Regions from separate parts of the Homo sapiens genome. Here region 1 is linked to region 2. The links are chromatin contacts, found by Hi-C in ENCODE. All regions are on one chromosome and are shown on one strand. The core of a region is the stretch at or near the end of the contact, and the rest is flanking DNA. Distances in the headings are between cores, read along the strand shown.

The links. A loop is a pair of places that touch in the nucleus more often than their neighbours do. Pooled maps may share reads with other maps.
Region 1: a map of cardiac septum shows a loop between it and region 2 (1.9-fold over the local background). The contact joins two enhancer-like sites. A Hi-C loop is called at or near these places in 2 of 168 maps with a recorded cell type or tissue (cardiac septum and heart right ventricle) and 5 of 50 pooled maps.

What each region holds. Positions count from the first base shown.
Region 1 is chr16:66,027,369-66,030,755 of GRCh38, forward strand. No RefSeq gene overlaps it. Among named protein-coding and RNA genes, the nearest start is that of CDH5, 340 kb to the right of the region's middle. RefSeq lists an enhancer at 2,758-3,257. Within about 2 kb of position 1,328, at least 3 of the 41 ENCODE cell types and tissues checked have a DNase peak (open chromatin) inside an H3K27ac peak, as active enhancers do.
Region 2 is chr16:66,128,997-66,132,412 of GRCh38, forward strand. No RefSeq gene overlaps it. Among named protein-coding and RNA genes, the nearest start is that of CDH5, 240 kb to the right of the region's middle. Within about 2 kb of position 1,660, at least 2 of the 41 ENCODE cell types and tissues checked have a DNase peak (open chromatin) inside an H3K27ac peak, as active enhancers do.

The DNA of each region.
Region 1 (3,387 bases), core at 78-2,577, 100 kb before region 2:
GAAAGCTGTCCTATTTCGGTTTGGGTTCATGCCAATCACATTCTATAAAGGTATGAAGGGCATCCTCCAGGCAAAGGCAAGAAGGGACTGGGGGTGAAAGCAGAGGGAAATAGAGAAGGAAAGTGAGAGAGATCACAATGTATATGAGGCCCTGGCTCAACCCCTGACGTTTCAAGTTATGTGAATCAATTATTCTGTTTTTCTTCAAGATAGTTATAAGCAAGTTTATTTCACTGGAGACGGTCATGCTAATCTATGGCATTGCTTTGAAATCGGTCATTTTCCATCTACTATTGTTGTTAGTAATTATCAGTAGCGGGCAGTGGCTCACACCTGTAACCCCAGCACTTTAGAAGACTGAGGCAAGAGGACTGCTTGAGGTAGCAGTTCAAGACCAACCTGGATAACATAGTGAGACCTCATCTCTACAAAAAAAAAATGTTTTAATTAGCCAGGTTTGGTGATGCATGCCTGTGGTCCCAGCTAGCCAAAAGGCTGAGATGAGAGGATGGCTTGAGCCCAGGAGTTGGGCACTGCAGTGTGCTATGATTATGCCACCATACTCCAGCCTGGATGACAGAGGAGACCCTGCCTCAGAAATAAACAACAACAACAAAAAACTATCAGCAGCATCCACTGGACTGTGCATCCAGGCAGCGAACTATTGGCTGCATTTGTCATTTTATTCCATCCTTGTTTAACCTGGAGAGATGAGCAGCAGTATTTCTTTTTTTTTTTTTTTTTTTTTTTTTTTTTTTTTTTTTTTTTTTTGAGAGAGAGAGTTTTGCTTTTGTTGCCCAGGCTGGAGTGCAGTGGTGTGAACTCGTCTCACCGCAACCTCCCCCTGCCAGGTTCAAGCGATTCTCCTGCCTTAGCCTCCCGGGTAGCTGGGACTCCAGGCACATACTACCACGCCCAGCTAATTTTCATATTTTTAGTAGGGACAGGGTTTCATCATGTTGACCAGGCTGGTCTTGAACTCCTTGCCTCAAGTGATCCACCCGCCTCAGCCTCCCAAAGTGCTGGGATTACAGGTGTCAGCCACCACACCTGGCCAGTATTTCATTTTATAGATGAGGATACTAACACTTGGACAGGTTTAGTGAATTGTTCTCAGATTCTTACCTTCTCAGCTTGTAAGTGATAAAGCCACTATGCAGATGGGAAAACTAAGGACTGGGGGAGAAAGTGATCTACTCAGTGTCACAGAGTAAGTCAAACTAGCAGCAGGATGCAAACTCAAAACCCTGAGTTCTCAGTCTAGTGCTCTGTTGGTCAGATCTGAACTATTTCAACAGACCAAAGGAGCTCTCCAAGGAACAGGATATGCCATTAGGCTGACTGCTATTCTGCCTTCCTGGATCCTCCCATTCACGTTTTAACCAATGTCAGGGGCTTAGAGGAAGGGCACATTCAGGATCCATGGACTGGACAGAAGTGTTTTTACTTTGTTTGTAGAGTGGCATAACAATTTGATTCAATACCTTACAACTGTGAGATTGCACACACAAATCTGGGCTATATCTTGGCAGCAGATTCCACTGGGCTTGGTGATGGATTGAATGTGGGAGTCTGACCCAGACTGAGAGCAGAGTGTCAACCAAACACAGTAAGTCCACCAGAGTCCCTCCCTCCCTGTCCCTGTTTCCATTCAGCAAATTGTTTCTGGCATTTCTACTACATGCCTAAGATCTGAGACAGCCAGAAACAAAGATGACACAGCCCTAGCTCCCAGATGATGCCTATGACAGGCAGATGTTTTTCTCCAATACTGCCATGTAACAAGTCCAAACTCTCAGTGGTGCAACATCATTTATTGCTTTTAAGTCTGTAGATTTACCGTTCTGGCTTTGGGGAAGTGGGGCAGGTTTGGGTGTGCTCCATGTCTCTCTCCAAGACCAGCAGCAAATACGGGCATTGTCTTCTCATAGCAAATAGCAGAATTGCAAGAGTCTGAGCAAAACTCCACAAATACAATTAAGCCAGACACAGTGGCTCATCCTGTAATTCCAGCACTTTGGGAGGCCAACGTGGGAGGATCTCTTGAGCCCAGGAGTTCAAGACCAGCCTAAGCAACATAGCAAGACACCATCTCTACAAAACAATACAAAAATTAACCAGGTGTGGTGGCTCACACCTGTAGTCCCAGCTACTTGGGAGGCTAAGGTGGGAAGATCATTTGAACCTGGGAGGTCAAGGCTGCAGTGAGCCATGACGGTGCCACTGCACTCCAGCCTGGGTGACAGAGTGAGACCCTGTTTCCAAAAAAAAAAAAAGAAAGAAACAAAACCTGCTTTTGCCACACCTACTAGCATTTTCTTGGCTAAAACAAGCTTCATGGTCATGTCCAAAGTCAATGAGAAATGAGACTGAGATAAGTACACTACCTTTCCTATAGATATTGCAAAGTCATATGGCAAGGGGGTACGGATGTATAATACTATTATATGAGAAGGGAGTAAAGATATGGTACTATTCAGTATTCATAATGGATCAGTCTTTTAAGTCATTGATTTGCCACTCTGCTGGGCCCTGGGGGAAAGGAGGTTGGAGAAGCAATAGAGTGGACTGATGTCAGTCTCTGCGTTAAGCCAGAACACACCTGCAGCTGTTAAATAGAGAATAGGAGATCGCAGTGGAAAACGCACTGGAGAGAGTGGAGCAGGTTGCATGCCCTAGCCTTTGGAAGGCGGAGAACAGCCAGGCTTGGTGGTTCTGGGACTCACGGCCAGAGGCAGGTGTCAAACGTCAAAGAGCCAGCTCCTCTTACTACCAGAGACCAAGTCAAGGCTAATGAGGAGGAGGCCCAGGAACAGGCCCTGGTGGGCAAATGCAGCTGGCTCCACCAGAGGCAGTTCTCACTAATTGTGCTTCTTTGGCAGATGACTCACCAAACAGAGGACTCAATCCCAAGCCCAGTGAGGGTCCAGCAGCCTTCAGGCCAGGGCCTTGGAGGCAGGCTGAGCACTGGGCAGCCAGCCAGACCAGATTCTGCTTGAAAGTGCCTGAAAACCTCCAGCCTGAGTCGCTTAGGTTCTGAAAACTCTGCCTCAACTCACTTCAAGCCTAGGTTTCACTGGAGAAAAGTTATGTGATGAGAGGAAGGAGGAAAGGAAAGATAGTGACTGGAAAAGAATTTTTACAAGTTCACAGAGTGGTTCTTTGAAGGGGTGGAGTCCTTGCTGGATGTGGTTCTTCTGCACTACACAGGAGACCATCCTCCTTTCTACCCACTCCTACCCATGACTCTTTAGAAAAGCCTGGCAGAGGGTCCTTCATAATAGCATCCTTGGTTCCTCGGTGAAATTCACCAAAACAGTGACCTATGTCTCCATTAGCTGCCAAGACACATCCAGGTGCCTCACTTGGGGCTCTGGTGGCAAACCT
Region 2 (3,416 bases), core at 410-2,909:
GAAATGAGAGAGTGAGAGAAGAAGGAAAAACAGGGAAAGGGAAGAAACCAAGCAAGGGTGGGATTTTAGGCAAAGTCCCAACCTCAGCCTGATCCCCTGGGGGACCCTGGAGCATAGATTACACCTCAGTGTTTGTCCTACCTCCAGCAAGGGAGCAGCCTTCTGTTTTCCAGCACCAGTTACTCATTGGCTGCAGGCTGCCCGGGAGGCAACAGGATTCCAGGCCCTTTCAGCTCTCTGTGCTCTTAGGTGAAGTGGATCCACAGGTTCAAGCAGTCAACGGTGAAGCAGATGTTACTGCATGCACAGATGGGCCAGAGGGATCTGAGGGGATCTGAGCAGAGCCTTGTTGGTGTCCCCTGCAATCTATTTAAATCCTGAGGTGTTTATCTAGCTGTGTGGCGTTGGGCGAGTTTCTTAACCTCTCTGAGTCTCAGGATCTGCACCTGTGAAATAGGAATAATGATTCCTATTCCTTTCAGAGTTAGCATGAGAATTCAATTAGATAAAATGAGGATGTGTGATTTAAAATTGGCATCAATACTCCATGATGCAGCATTGCCCAAATGGCCATAAAATTCCCCAAAAAGATAGAGGAAAAGACCAAAAAAATGATTATAATTTTTTATAATCAGCCCCCATCCTTCCCCATCAATGAGGAGGCCATTTTGAACTATCCCTTTGAGCTACGACCATACACGCAGAATTAGGTCTTCCCCTTAAAACCCAACCACTTTGGGCCCGAGAAAAAGCTCCCCGATAACAGTTGGGAGCCGCCCCATGCAAAGTCAGCTCCCCACACTGCACATCAAGTGCCTGGGCCTGCATCTCTATTTTGCTACTACCCAGAGGATGGAGCTTATAAAATTTCAAAGAAAGGGCCCATGTGAAAGGGGGAGAGAAGAGACGTAGGTCCAGGGTTGGTGTCTGCCAGAGTTCTCTCTAATCTAGCCCCACTGTTTTAGTTCTTTAATTAAGTGCCTCTGCTCACATTCCCCACTCACCTTCCCTAGAAACCCAACTATATTGAGCAGATATGTAAAAGCCGACAATTAAATTGTCTTATCAAATTTTCGCAGCTTATTAAGTTGTTCAATTGCATGGGAAATGATTAGTGTCTGTAAATAGAGAAAGAAAGCATCAGCCCAGGAGGCTGCAGACTGGGGCTGGAGGATCTAAAGGTAATCTCCTAGAAGGGGTGGGGGTGTGGGCTGGCCTCACTGAATTCTCGGCAGTGTCCCCCTTCTAGTCCTCAGAAAGCCCAACAGGCTTTTCATTGAACATCCAGGTAGGAAGGAGTGGCAGAGATTAACTGACTTCTCTGACGTCCCAGAGAGATCCCTGGACCTGGAGACAGGAGGCAGAATTTTCAAGTCTAAACTCCATCATTTACCAGGTGCGGGAACTCAGGAAAGCCACTGACACACCCTCAGTCTGTTTGCTTATTCCATTTGGCCAGGACTGGGGCAGAGACCTCATTCCTGGTGATGCCTGGTGCTCACTCAGTGCCTTACTGAGGGTGGCCTGGTACTCAGGAAGAAGCCTCTTGTGTAGCTGCATGTAAACAGCTTCCACCAGTGTGCTTTACAGATCAGACCCCAAGCAAGCCTCCTTCCTTCCTGTCCAGGAGGGCCTCTCATTAACAAATTCTAGAGTCTAAGCTTAAAGTCAGTGCCTGACCATCAGGAAGGCTGAAGCCCTCGTGCCCCAGCAGCATTCCTGTGGTCGCTGGTGGAATTGTTTATTCCATTTTGGATATGAAAAGAGAAAGCTTTATGTGCCTCATTTTCCAGGAATGTCTCATTTAGATTAGCTGTTTGTTGTTGGTCCAGCCACCTCCACCCCACCCCCCAAAAAACTACAAATTACATAGATATGTGAATAAAACAGCCAAAATTTGACCGTTGGCATGGATGCTGAGCACCATCACTCACTTTGCTTAAGGATAGGGTATCTTTTAAAATCTCGTATTGGCTTCAGCTCAGTTCCCTGAAAATATAGAGGAGCTACAGAACCCCCTAGGGCTCTAGGAGTGGGACTAAGCAGGAAACTGGGGAAAGGACTTTGAAGGGATCCCTTTTTTTCTCTTGGATCAAGACATCCATGTTGGATAAAATCTGAAATAAAAAAAAATAAAAATAAAATAAAATAAAAAAAACAGAGAGTTTAGAAGTAGCCTGGGCCCAGCCAGGCAGAGAGGCTGTGGCCAGGGCTGGACTACTGAACACGTGGTCTGATGGCTTAAGACAGGAGCAAAGCAGAAACTCCCAGAACAAATTTGCCATGCACAGTGCAAATGAGTAGAGAGTTGGGGTCGGCCTCTGTCCAACCTACATCCACATCCCTTGAAGCAGCACCTATCCCATGACTCATCAACAATTATCCCATGATTCATCAACTGTTGAAGGGGTCACGGTGCATCAGCCCCAAGAAGAACTATAACAACATACAGTTTTGCACAGATTTCTTCATAACTTTAGGGCACTGTCACATTCACCTGCCTGGTGACCCTCTTAATGTCCCTGAAAGGGGCAGGGCAGCTCTCACCACCCCTATTTGTTCTCATTGGAAACTTCCAAGCTTAGAACTTCAACCATTGCATAATCCATTGCGTAGAGTTGAAGTCAGGTTTACTTGACTTGTTCAAGTTTGCAAAACAACCTCTAAGTAGCCTGGGAGTAGAACTCAAGGTTTCTAACTGAATACACTCTTTCATACCATTTCAAAACACTTTGGGAAAAGACCCATAATAAAGTCACAGGCCACCAAAAATCCATTATGCCCCAGTCGGAAACTCAAGACCCTGGGCACAGGCATCCCAGAGAAAAGTGAAGAGAGGATGTTTTCCTTTCTTCTTGAGGTCAGCTGCTGAGTTCTTCCTGTACATAAAGACTCCTTTTCTCAGTTTTTCACGACATGAAGCACTGTTGCTTATATTCTGGCAACGCTTTAAATGCTTTGCTCACAACTCCTTCCCTCCTTCTCCACTCATTTCCCTTTTATGAACATGCTATCCTTATCCAGAATGACAGGTGCTGTGGGGAGAAAAGCACAAGAAAATCTAACTTTCTTATAAACATACAAAAATTTGCAATGTGAGAATTCTCTTTTTTGATGGATTAGTCATGCATATTCTACACAATGAGTCAGCTAAGTTAGAAACATTAATGGATTCAATGGAACCTGGGACATCTTTTATTATTAATACCAGGACCCACCCTGGTGTGGATGGGTCACCAAAGAAGCATCGTCTTATTCACTAAATGGGACACAGAGTTGAATTTTGGACCTGGGGAGGTTTGCTTAGCTGTGGAACAGTAGGGCACAGAGGGAAGAGAACCCATCAGATACAGATAGGGTGCAAATGTCAAGTTCAGTGCTAACAGGGACCCTCGAATTTTATGAAGCAGACCTCT